Regions from separate parts of the Homo sapiens genome. Here all the other regions are linked to region 2. The links are chromatin contacts, found by Hi-C or POLR2A ChIA-PET in ENCODE. All regions are on one chromosome and are shown on one strand. Each heading gives the region's core, a stretch centred on a gene start or an enhancer-like site at or near the end of the contact. The rest is flanking DNA. Distances are from core to core; before and after follow the strand shown. Region 1 holds the start of SRP9 (signal recognition particle 9). Region 2 holds the start of H2BC26 (H2B clustered histone 26). Region 3 holds the start of ARV1 (ARV1 fatty acid homeostasis modulator).

Region 1 (3,725 bases), core at 333-2,832, 2.7 Mb before region 2:
TATAAATCCCTAATATCTGTCTTTTCCAGTCCAAAATCCAAGCTTCTGGGTGTTGCTGGAGACAGACCCTAATTGGGGCTATTCCCAGATATGATCTCCAGTTTCAGCTTTTTACTCTACTTGACATATTGCTTTTGAGTTTCTTTTTTTGTTGTTGTTGTTGTTGTTGTTTTAGAGACAGAGTCTTGCTCTGTTGCCCAGGCTGGAGTGCAGTGATATGCGATCTTGGCTCACTACATCCTCCATCTCCTGGGTTCAAGAGATTCTCCTACCTCAGCCTCCCGAGTAGAGTAGCTGGGATTACAGGCACCCACGACCAAGCCCAACTAATTTTTTTATTTTTAGTAGAGATGGGGTTTCACGATGTTGACCAGGGTGGTCTTGAACTCCTGACTTCAAGTGATCTGCCCACCTCAGCCTCCCAGAGTGCTGGGATTGCAGGTGTGCACCACCGCTTCCCACCTGTTTTTTTCTAATAGGCTTCCTTATTCATTTCTCACAATGGCTTTTCCAAACCTTCTCCTCAAGGATCCAAACCCATCCTTGCTTCCTCAAAGATCCAAAACCACCCTTCCTATTTACGAAGGTGGTCTCCTGTCTTAGGTGACAAGAAAATGTACCTTCTTGCCCTCGTATCTACATGCTCACCTATACCCTCACCCGACTTTTCCCTCCTCCTCACCCCATCAAAGGCAATAATGCACCTGTTTTTATTCATCTGGGCCTTTGGTCTTCCCCTTCATATTTCCCGAGACCTCGCTTTCTTCTTTCTCTTGTATTTTTTATTTTTCTATCTCTTATGTGTCCTTCTCTAAAAGTTATAAACATGCACAAAATCTTTCCATCTCAAAATATAATACCCTTTACCTGGTGTCCCCTGCAGGCCATCTTCTTTATTTATTTACTTTTGCGCCAGCGTCTTCCTCTGAAGCCCAGGCTGGGTGCGTAGCGCGATCATGGCTCACTGCAGCCTCGGACTCCCGGGCTCAAGCGATCCTCCTGCTTGGAGGATCAGATTTTTTATCCTTGCAGAAGTGATAATATGGCTTCTTCCTCATCTCCTAAACACCAGTCATCTGACATACACTGCAGATCTAAAATGGGCCTACGTGTTCTGCCCTTCCTTGCCTACCTGTTGAGCTTGCACCGCTTCTGTGAGTCTCCCCCCACCCACAAGAGATCCTTCTTCCTTCGCGCTCCACTAACCCGACATAAATGTTTATCATATAAAGTTTTCCGTTGCACTCTTGTGTTTATGTCTCCTGGCTTCTTCACCAAGCTGTGTGACAGCTGGGCCCTGTCGCCTCCTTCCTCGTATATGCAGCGACTATCGCAGAGCCGCTTAATCTTTGTTGAAGGCAGCTGCGGTTCAGCCCTGAGGGCCACGGGACGGACGCCACTCATTCAGCCCTACCGGGGGCGCTGTGGCAGCCGGCATTGGTTGCCGTGCCCTCCGCTTGTCTCGCTCAGCTCTCGAGCCACACGCCCTGGGCTCCGCCCACTCCCTGACAACATCCCTCCTGCCCATTGGGCGAGCATGGACGGGGCTGTCCAATGGAGCGAGGCGTTGGTGCGAGGAGGCGCCGCCATCTTGGGGCTGCTGGGACTCGCGTCGGTTGGCGACTCCCGGACGTAGGTAGTTTGTTGGGCCGGGTTCTGAGGCCTTGCTTCTCTTTACTTTTCCACTCTAGGCCACGATGCCGCAGTACCAGACCTGGGAGGAGTTCAGCCGCGCTGCCGAGAAGCTTTACCTCGCTGACCCTATGAAGGTAAATCGCTGGCGGGGCCGCTGCTTTGGGCCCCAGCCCAGGATGTCTTCCCGCCATCCACTCGGCCCCTGGAGCTTCCCCAGCGCTCCCAGGAGGTGCTGGGAATGAACACAAATGGACCCTGCCAAGTTAATGTTCTGCTCTCTCGTCCCCTTCTTCCCTGATCTAGCGGCCCAGTGAGGCCCTGAAGCTGGCAACAGCCAGGTTCATCTCAGCCCTAAACATTTCTGCAATCGATCTTCCCGCCCCAGTCCCTCAGCTTCCTTTATGGCTTCGGTTGTTTTACGAGTCCCTGAAGCCAGGGCTCCTCCCCCTGCAGCTTCCTGTCCTTTGTCTTGGTTCACTTTTCCTGTACCGCCTAGGCGGTAAGGGTACCTCATGTATATAAAACTGATGATGTTTTTTCTACTACCGCTCAGACATTCTTGAAAGATTCCAATTTGGAAGCATCTGTACCCCCCAGAATATTGGTTCTTAGTATTTTGGGAGTCACAGGCTTTGGGACCATAAGAATAATATTTGCACCTTTCCTCAGAAAAATGGTATAAGTAAATGTATAAGTAAATGTTTGCAAACAATTTTAAGGGATTCATGGACCTCTGAAATACATTCTTAGCCCCCACAAAAATTATAATGGAGGTGGATGTCAGAGGTTAGCTCATTATTAAAAAGCAAAGGAGTCCAAGTGATGGGAGTTTAGCATTCGGGTCTTACTTTTCGTCTCTTGAGGTTTTGGTTATTTTATTGTCATGTCTAAGAATTATTTGAAGCATCTTCGTGTTAATTAAAAGTTCTGCTTCTTTTTAGAACTCAGCATATTGAAGGGATTTTATACTGAAAACCTCAGACCTGGTTATGTATGATGCTTCTTTTGTTTTGTGTTTGTTGTAACTCAGTTATCTCTTTTATGCTGCATTCATTTCCCACTCTCGTGTTACTGACCCCAAGTTAAATTAGGTTCTGTGGGAGACACAAAGGTGAATGAGATTCCGTTCAACCCTTAAGGAGCTGGTATTATTGGAGGGTATTATAGATCCAGTGTATTGTGACTGTATCCCTCGGAGAAGAAAGAAAATTAAAAGCAGATAAAATCTCGGAAAACCGGGGCTCAGGATCTTTTTTTTTTTTTTTCAATAGTTTTATTTTTTTTGAGACGAAATCTCGCACTGTCGCCCGGACTGGAGTGCAATGGCTCAATCTCAGCTCGCTGCAACCTCCACTTCCTGGGTTCAAACGGTTCTCCTGCCTCAGCTTCCCGAGTAGCTAGGTTTACAGGCGCCTGCCACCACACCTGGCTAATTTTTTGTATTTTTAATAGAGGCGGGGTTTCACCATCTTGGCCAGGCTGGTCTGGAACTCCTGACCTCGTGATCCACCCGCGTTGGCCTCCCAAAGTGTTGGGATTACAGGTGTGAGCCACTGCGCCCAGCCCAGGGCTCAGGATTTACTGTGTGAAACTATTGATGATCATTAAGTAATATGAATTATGTTTTAAGTGTATGCAGTGAGCTGGTAACCTGTAACTCCAATGCCACATACAGTTTATAGTGCATATAAGTTTAAAGTGTGCAGCAAGAAATGTTGATAATTATGATTAAAAATAGTATTAGACCCACAGAAAGACCTAGCTAAGTAACAAGCTGTAAAACATACTTCTATTTTTTACAATAAAATGATACAATAATAAATGATGGAAATTGTATTTTTTAAATTGAGTAATTTGTTTATAACACTGGTGACTTCTGGTTGCTTCATTTGGTTAGCTTCCCTTGTTGGCAGGGTCATTTGTTTCTTCATTCAGACAATGCTACTCTGAGACCACACAGGACTTTTATCCAGAAGTACCCACAGTATAAACTAAAAATACTTGAGACAACAGTAAAGAATATATAAATTCACATCAAGAGTAACTGTACTGTAAGAATGTGATGGCAGTGGTAGGGAAAATGAAAATAA
Region 2 (4,127 bases), core at 1,628-4,127:
AAGAATCACTTGAACCCGGTAGGCAGAAGTTCCAGTGAGCCGAGATCACGCCACTGCACTCCAGCCTGGGACACAGGGCATGGCTTTGTCTTAAAAAAATAAAAAATAAGAAAAGAGTCTAATGAGTTTTCTCTTACCAAAGCAGGCAGCACTGGATAATTTACTACATTTCTGAATCAGATAACCCGATAAAGAACCAGATCTTAGACCAGAGCTGTCCAGTGCAACTTTCTGTGATGCTGGAAACATTCTGTATCTGTGCTAACATGGCATCCACTGGCTACATGTGGTTAGGGTGACTGAGGAACTACATCTTTGTATTAAATTTTAATTATCTGAAAATTAAATAGCTTGTGTGGCTCGTTACTGTCTGTGAAACACCATAGCCTCAGAGATAACAAATGCAGTGCTACCCCAAAGTAGCCCTCCCACCACGCTGCCTCCCCCTTCACCCCATTTGAGCACCTTTTACAAAATCTGGAAATCCATGGTGATAGTTGAAACACCTAAGTCCCCAGACCCTGCAAAAACCTTAAATACCACTAAAGGGTATTTGAAGAGATAGAGTGACCTACATAGATATAAATACATAAAGATAAATTTCAACTGAAAATGAAGGCTTTCACAAGAAAAATAATGAAAAGATCTCTGGAAGGCTACACCCTCTCCTGGCCAGTCCTTGCAGTTTTGTTTTACTGAAATGGTGCCCACTCGTGATACACACTGTGAATATTGTGCTGTTTAGATCCACACTGTTGGAGCAGCTGCTTACCAATTTTTGGTTCAAATAGTTTCATAGCACTGGGATATTTTCTAAAGACATGCAGATTTGTGGTTAGCTGGTGTCCAGGAAGCCCTGACTTGAGTAGACCCAATTTTAGTAGGGTAAATATAAATTATATAATATTCCTGAATAATTTTACTGGCCTGTATTTATTATTACAATAAATACTTAATAATTGCTAATTACCCTGATCTGATAATAAATGTATTCAAAGTATCACTATGTACCCCATATAATATGCAATTGTTAGGTGTCAATTAACTAAATACTAGCACTTTGGGGATTAAAGAAAAAATAAAAACAAAGTAGGAATTATCCATATTTTGAGAAATAGATTAATGAAAACTGTACAGATAACAACAGAAGAATAACACTTTCTGAGCTCTGATTTTGTGGCAAACATTTTTTAAGGGATTATCGTGGATTAAATCAATGAACCTCTCTCCTCCAGGATTTAGGGGCTATTAACACAGCCATTTCAGTTAATTTGCCTGGAGGTCTCCGACGCTCTTAAACCCTCCATTTTATAAGGAAAAATGTAGTTACAAACCGTTATTTTCCTAAAGTCCACATGTATCATCATTCATCTGGTTCTAACAATACTCATTTTAAATTTGCTTAACTCGCAAATTTAGTTTTCCTTTTCAAAAACAGTGTACAAATTATTTTGTTCTCCAATTTTAGCAATCAATTTAAGGGGATCTTTGATTAATGTTTGACCAACCCGAATTAAACAAACTAAATTCCTTTAAATAATTATCCTATTCCAAATTAAGTCTTCTTAAAAGGTTTATACCTTTCAGCATCTACTAATCTGGTTCCTTTTAAGTACTGAAACTTTCCTCATGACCTTTAGAATTCCCAGCCAAATAAATTAAATCTTAACACTGGTGGAGCTCACATTGTTAAAACTTAGCAATTTAAATAGAAATCCATAGACTTACTCTTCAGAATTAAAGTGCAAACTACTTAGAGATCATAAATACTTTTAATATCAGATAAATCATTAAGAAATTGCATTCTGTACTTGATGACCACACGGGAACCTTGCTAGAGTCAAGAGAACTTGTCACTAGTAATTATGAAGACACCTTTACGGTGAGCGTTATTAAAACCCTACTAGAGGTTTTGGGTGGGACTCAAGAGCAAGGGGTGGCCACCTGTGGACGAGGGTTCCCTGTTGTTAACAGAACACGTTGCCCACCTCGCAAGTATGCAGCCCAATCAGTCCCCAGGGTCTCGGTTCCCGTTGCGCCCTTCCCCATGGCCACTGCGCTCATTCATGAGCCTAGGGTGATCAGGCCTCCGGCCTATAAAGAACTGCAGGATCAGTGCGGCTCTTTTCTCGAGATAGTAGGTGGCTCTGAAAAGAGCCTTTATGTCCATCAAAGGGGCCCCGGGGGCGGCGGGCGGCCTCACTTGCCCTTGGCCTTGTGGTGGCTCTCCGTCTTCTTGGGCAGCAGTACGGCCTGGATGTTGGGCAGGACGCCACCCTGCGCGATGGTCACGCGGCCCAGCAGCTTGTTGAGCTCCTCGTCGTTGCGGATGGCCAGCTGCAGGTGGCGCGGGATGATGCGCGTCTTCTTGTTGTCGCGCGCCGCGTTGCCGGCAAGCTCCAGGATCTCGGCAGTCAAGTACTCGAGCACCGCGGCCAGATAGACCGGGGCGCCGGCGCCCACGCGCTCCGAATAGTTGCCCTTGCGGAGCAACCGGTGCACGCGGCCCACGGGGAACTGCAGCCCCGCGCGCGACGAGCGCGACTTAGCCTTGGCGCGCGCCTTGCCACCCTGCTTACCACGACCGGACATTTCCGAGTCAAGGAAAAAAGACAACGGCAACCGAAAAGCGAGACTAAAAACAAGAGGGCAGTGAAGGCCAGCGAGCCCTTATGTATGGTACAGAGGTAGGCTAGACCGCGGCGTTCGATTGGATGGCTATGGTAGCCAATCAGAAAAAGAACCTGGCACTCCTAATTTGCGTATTCCTTTCCCAGCGATGACGTAGAACAACGTTTGATCCAATCAGAAGTGAGCAAATCCTGAGCCTTCATTTGAATACAAAACGTACAAATAGAGTTACTCCGAGCGCCGCGCGTTTCTGTTTGGAGAGACTCAGCCATCATGCCAGACCCGTCCAAATCGGCTCCTGCGCCCAAGAAGGGTTCTAAAAAGGCTGTCACCAAGGCACAGAAGAAGGACGGCAAGAAGCGCAAGCGCGGCCGCAAGGAGAGCTATTCTATCTACGTGTACAAGGTGCTGAAGCAGGTGCACCCCGACACCGGCATCTCGTCCAAGGCCATGGGCATCATGAACTCCTTCGTCAATGACATCTTCGAGCGCATCGCCAGCGAGGCCTCCCGCCTGGCACACTACAACAAGCGCTCCACCATCACGTCCCGCGAAGTGCAGACGGCCGTTCGCCTGCTGCTGCCCGGCGAGCTGGCCAAGCACGCCGTGTCCGAGGGCACCAAGGCTGTCACCAAGTACACCAGCTCCAAGTGAGGCGTTCCTCGGCGTCCTGAACCCAAAGGCTCTTTTCAGAGCCACCCACACGATCAAGAAAGGGTTTCGAACACGGTGAAGGGTTATGTAACCTAATGTGTCTCCATGCACCCTAGCGGTTGCCGGGTGCGGCCGAATCTGAGCCGTGTGTGTGTGTGTGTGTGTGTGTGTGTGCGCGCGCGCGCCGGCACAGAACGAGAAAAACTGCTCGTTACAGAAATCGGGGTAGAAACTGCTCAGGTGATGTAGCTCAGTAATGTTGGGAGGCGATCAAGGACCCCCTCTCCATCCCCTCCCTCCGCGCAGAGCTATTAACTCACGACGAGATTTCTTTTTTTTTTCTTTCTTTCTTTTTTTTTTTTTTTTTTTCTAGAAGAAGTCTCGCTCTGTCTCTAGGCTGGCGTGCAGTGGCGCAATCTGGGCTCACTGCAACCTCCGCCTCCTGGGTTCAAGCGATTCTCCTGCCTCAGCCTTACGAGTAGCTGGGATTACAGGCACGCCCCACCACGCCTGGCTAATTTTTTGTATTTTTAGTAGAGACGGGGTTTCACCATGTTGGCCAGGATAGTCTCGATCTTCTGACCTGGTGATCCATCCGCCTCTGCCTCCCAAAGTGCTGGGATTACAGGCGTGAACCACCGCACCTGGCCCCAAATGTCTTTTATAAGCAAGTGGTGCATTCCTGGATGTTGAGCGCTTGCGCCCGGTTCAGGACCGGGTCCAAATGAGGTTGGCGTGCGCCGTGCAGGTGAGGAGTGCGGGTCACCTCCCCCCAAAAGACCCTGTGCCAACCTCCCCAACCCTACCCGCCCCCCATGGGCGAGGCCAGACGTGGCGCAAGA
Region 3 (4,073 bases), core at 1,149-3,648, 2.5 Mb after region 2:
AAAAGAAGGTAGAAACATCTAAATAAATTATGTTTACAGCTTCATGATACAGTGTTCATCCTCCAGGGAAATATCGTAATACAAGTCAGAGCTGGCTTGAACAGGGTTCTTAAATACTGGTGGTTAGCCTGATGCCAAAGAATCAAATAAGCCACCAACATCAATGATACCAATAGATATCATAGTATTAATCGATACATACCTTCTACTGTCTAAACGCTGGGGCTCCTTTAGCCAGTGAGCACCACATGAGCAAAGGAGAAAGGGAAATTTACCCAACATGCACCATATGCAAGTAAATACTTCAGATGTGGTTTGCCTACCTACAACCACTTAATGGTTAGGACAAAGGCTTTGTCTGGAGCCCGACTTCATGGGTTCCTCCTTTGGCAGCTGTGGGATCTCAAGAAGATGACAATTTCACTATGTTTCAGTTTGTTCATCTGAGAAAATGAGCCACCATCTAATGAGGTGGTTATTGTTTTTCTGATAGACTAATATACTAGGCTCATAGACCTAAAGCACTTATAACAGCACCTGGCATACAGCAAGCACTCAATATATGTCGGCTACTTCTCATTTCCCTCACAGCACCCTCGTGAGGAAAATAAAACCCCACAATTAGGTGAACAGTGTTTTCCACTTACAGAGGAGGCATTTTACAAAGACAGGTAATTCACTTGCTCAGAGATACAGAAAGTGACAGAGGTAAGTAAATGCCATTCTTTCTCCACCGTGCAAGGCTGGCCGTGTTACTTACGCCGTTACCAGCTAAGGCCTACCGCAAAATAAAAAAGTCACAAACCTCTCAGTGAGTGACACTTCCTCAAGGAAGTCAGACTGTACTAAAAGGAAATCAGATTGTGCTAATCTTGACGTCTCATCTCAACTAAAAAAAAAAGGTATTGTTTTCCCAGGTACACAATGCCGAAGAAAACCACTGCCAAGTCTTAAAAGCAACCATCTCCCAGTGGGTTCGGTAGACCCCGGTCCTTCCCAAAGCAAGCCATAAGGGAACTCACATAGAGAAGGGGGAAAGAGAAAGGGAGGAGATTGATGGGTAAAAAGACCCACGACAGAACTTCAAAACAAAAAAATGTACACACGTATTTTGTCCCAGAGGCATCTGCTATGATTTATTAAACTGAAGCCAATAGCGCCCATTCTTAATGAATGAGCTGGCGTAGCTCCAATACACACACGGCACTGACACACAGGCTCAAGGCCTGCAGGGGCCTTTTTTCCCTCTGGGAGACACCTGACAGATCGCAGGTTGATCTTAAACAACTGGAAGCAAGATGTCAACGAGCAGATAAGATGGGCTTGCTCTTTTTTTCCATTCCAGGGATCCAATTTTTAGGAACTGTTGTATACGAGACATTAACCCGGGAGGTCAGGAAGCCTGATTTCCAGGCCTAAGATGTGCCAGGCGTCTCCCTCCGGGGGCGGGCTCCGCAAGCCGCCGGGCTGGTTGCTCGTCCGCCCGCCCCTCCCTCGCCCCTTCGGCATCCTCGGGAGGCCGGCGGCGGGAACAGGGCTGCCCCGGGCCACCTGCCATCTCCTCCGCCACCCTTCCAACAGTTGCTTCAGACTCAGGAGAGAGGCCGCCCTGGCCCCAGGAGCATGCTGTCAGCTCATTTCTCGACTCGCCGCCCTGCCCAAAGGCGGCTGCAGGAGGGCGCGCGGCGGCGTGGGTGGCAGCGGCGGGAAGCTGCCCGCCAGGACCCCTGGCCGAGCCGGCTCCCGCGGATCGCGCGCCGCAGCCGGAGGCGTGAGGCCCGGGCGACCCGTACCCCGGCCCGGGACCCCAGCCCCGCTGCCCCGCCGCCCCGGCCGACTCGGACGCCCGCCGCCGCCCACTCACCGCCGCACTCGGCAGAGTACTGGTCCCCCCAGTCCCCGGACTGCGGGCTGCAGCCGCCGCCGCCCGCCGGGGCCTCCTGCTGCTGCCGGTGCTGCAGCTCCTGCTTGAGCAGGGAGAGCGGCGAGTAGTGCTCGGTGGCCAGGGCGCCTGGCCGCAGCCCGGCGGACAGGACCCCCAGCAGCAGCAGCAGCAGGACACGCCGGGCGGCGCCCGCGGCGGCCACAGCGCCGCCCCAGAAGCAGCAGCAGCAGCAGCAGCCGGCAGGTGCCATCTTCCCTCAAGGCGCATGCGCGACAGCCCTTGCCCGGCTCTCAGGCCTCCCCGCCTCTAACCTACGGCGGGCAGGTGGACCGTGGCAAGGGGGCGGGACAAGGGGAGAAGCATTGTGTGCTGGGAATGGTAGTCCCAGCTCGGCCAGCCCGGGGCCGCCTTGCCGGTGCCGGGACTACGAATCCCAATAAGCCCGCGCGGCGCAAGTCTTCCGGTCTGGCGTCTGACGTCTTACCCTCCACAGAATCGGAAGTTCTGGACTGCAGTTGAGTGGAAATGGGCAACGGCGGGCGGAGCGGCCTGCAGCAGGGGAAGGGGAACGTGGATGGGGTGGCAGCGACTCCTACTGCTGCCTCGGCCTCCTGCCAGTACAGGTGCATCGAATGCAACCAGGAGGCCAAAGAGTTGTACCGAGACTATAACCACGGTGTGCTGAAGATAACCATCTGTGTGAGTTGTCAGGTGTGGGGTGCCCTTGAGAAGAAAATGGCGCGGCGGGATTTGGGGACCGCGAGGAGCAGGGTCCTCTGATACAGTCTTTAGTTCGGTAGTTGACATTCCCGCCCGGGATCTTTGCATGAATATCTGTACTGATAGAGAACTCAGCTACCCGACAGCGCTTTTCTCATACTGGGGCATATTTGGGTGATATGACCTAAGCCGGCGAACGGACCGGACCGACAGACAGAGGTAGATGTGGGCATTTTGCAGAGAAATTTAAAGATCAATTAGGTTGACATTTTGGTTCATGCCAAAGCTACTTCCTTCTAGCTCTTCTCCCTTTGACAGAGAGATGGTACCATCCTTACCCTCCACAACCCATGTTGAATTCACCTACGATGCTTTTTAAAGGTTTCATCAATTGTCGTTATTGGATGTCTACGGTGTACAAAGCACTATGCTAGACGTTGGTGGTACAAAACCCAAAAGTGAGGAAGTAAAAATTCTCATTTCAAGGTGTTCGTAGAATACCTTGAACTTTCTGATGATTTTCCATCTCAGAGTTAAGGCCCGAATCCCTGAACTGGCTTATAAGGCCCTATGGAGTCTCCTGCTACTCTTTCCCTTCTTTATTTTACGGCAGAGAGAATAATCTTATGTTTAAAGAGTCTACAAAGTTGGAGGTTCTTTGGGGGTATTAATTAGCAAAGAACCTGTCACAGAATAGACAGTACATTTTTGTCCCATTTCAGATCTTGTGATTTTCTAATCTCTTTAGTAAATTATGGTCTGTAGTAATATACAAGAGAATTGACAAACTGAGTGTATACCTGTATAATCTGCCAACCACATAACGTTCTGATGCATACAACCTCAATTTCCTGTTCCTCTCTCAAGTACTTTCCCTCTTTTGTCAAAATGTCAACCCTTGTTAAATCCAACATATTGCCTGGTCTTGTCCCTGTACCCATGCAGCAGTACGTTGCTGGGGAAAAACAAATTTGTGACGATTAACCTCATATAGGCCTTTCATGATTTCTGGCAATCTTATTTCGGTTTTTTTTTTCTTTCTTTCTTTCTTTTTGAGATAGAGTTTCCCTCTGTCACCCAGGCTGGAGTGCAGTGGGGCACTCTCAGCTCACTAAAACCTCTGCCTCCCAAGTTCAAGCAATTCTCCTGCCTCAGCCTCCCAAGTAGCTGGGATTACAGGCCTGCACCACCACGCCGGGCTAATTTTTGTATTTTTAGTAGAGACCAGGTTTCACCATGTTGACCAGGCTGGTCTTGAACTGACCTCAAATGATCCACCCACCTCGGCCTCCCAAAGTGCTGGGGTTACAGGCATGAGCCACTGCGAAAACAGAAGAGAACTTCCACCAGGTTTGCAACAACATAAACCCAATACTAGCATTTGTTATTTCTTTACTGTACTGTCTTCTTCTGCCTTCTGCTGGATCATTCCCACCAGCATGCATACTGTTACTTCTTCCATCAAAAA

The links. A loop is a pair of places that touch in the nucleus more often than their neighbours do. ChIA-PET counts read pairs that join two places held with the same protein, here RNA polymerase II (POLR2A). Pooled maps may share reads with other maps.
Region 1: a map of naive thymus-derived CD4-positive, alpha-beta T cell shows a loop between it and region 2 (8-fold over the local background). The contact joins the promoter of SRP9 here to the promoter of H2BC26 in region 2. A Hi-C loop is called at or near these places in 1 of 168 maps with a recorded cell type or tissue (naive thymus-derived CD4-positive, alpha-beta T cell) and 5 of 50 pooled maps. POLR2A ChIA-PET finds 5 or more read pairs at or near these places in 1 of 52 experiments (activated T-cell).
Region 3: a map of CD8-positive, alpha-beta T cell shows a loop between it and region 2 (21-fold over the local background). The contact joins the promoter of ARV1 here to the promoter of H2BC26 in region 2. A Hi-C loop is called at or near these places in 1 of 168 maps with a recorded cell type or tissue (CD8-positive, alpha-beta T cell) and 8 of 50 pooled maps. POLR2A ChIA-PET finds 5 or more read pairs at or near these places in 1 of 52 experiments (naive thymus-derived CD8-positive, alpha-beta T cell).

Annotation. Positions count from the first base shown.
Region 1 is chr1:225,776,244-225,779,968 of GRCh38, forward strand. SRP9 (signal recognition particle 9) reads left to right here and starts at 1,583. Exons shown (of 3, transcript NM_003133.6): 1 at 1,583-1,769. The coding sequence starts at 1,698. RefSeq lists enhancers at 576-1,336, 1,083-1,302, 1,553-1,922.
Region 2 is chr1:228,455,226-228,459,352 of GRCh38, forward strand. It overlaps H2BC26 (H2B clustered histone 26), which reads left to right and starts at 2,878. Exons shown (of 1, transcript NM_175055.3): 1 at 2,878-3,333. The coding sequence starts at 2,905. The coding sequence ends at 3,285. It overlaps H2AC25 (H2A clustered histone 25), which reads right to left and starts at 2,648. Exons shown (of 1, transcript NM_033445.3): 1 at 2,139-2,648. The coding sequence starts at 2,592. The coding sequence ends at 2,200. RefSeq lists enhancers at 2,771-3,357, 3,358-3,943, 4,025-4,074.
Region 3 is chr1:230,976,696-230,980,768 of GRCh38, forward strand. It overlaps ARV1 (ARV1 fatty acid homeostasis modulator), which reads left to right and starts at 2,399. Exons shown (of 6, transcript NM_022786.3): 1 at 2,399-2,584. The coding sequence starts at 2,411. TTC13 (tetratricopeptide repeat domain 13) reads right to left here and starts at 2,166. Exons shown (of 23, transcript NM_024525.5): 1 at 1,865-2,166. The coding sequence starts at 2,135. RefSeq lists silencers at 1,481-1,770, 1,791-2,050 and an enhancer at 2,331-2,630.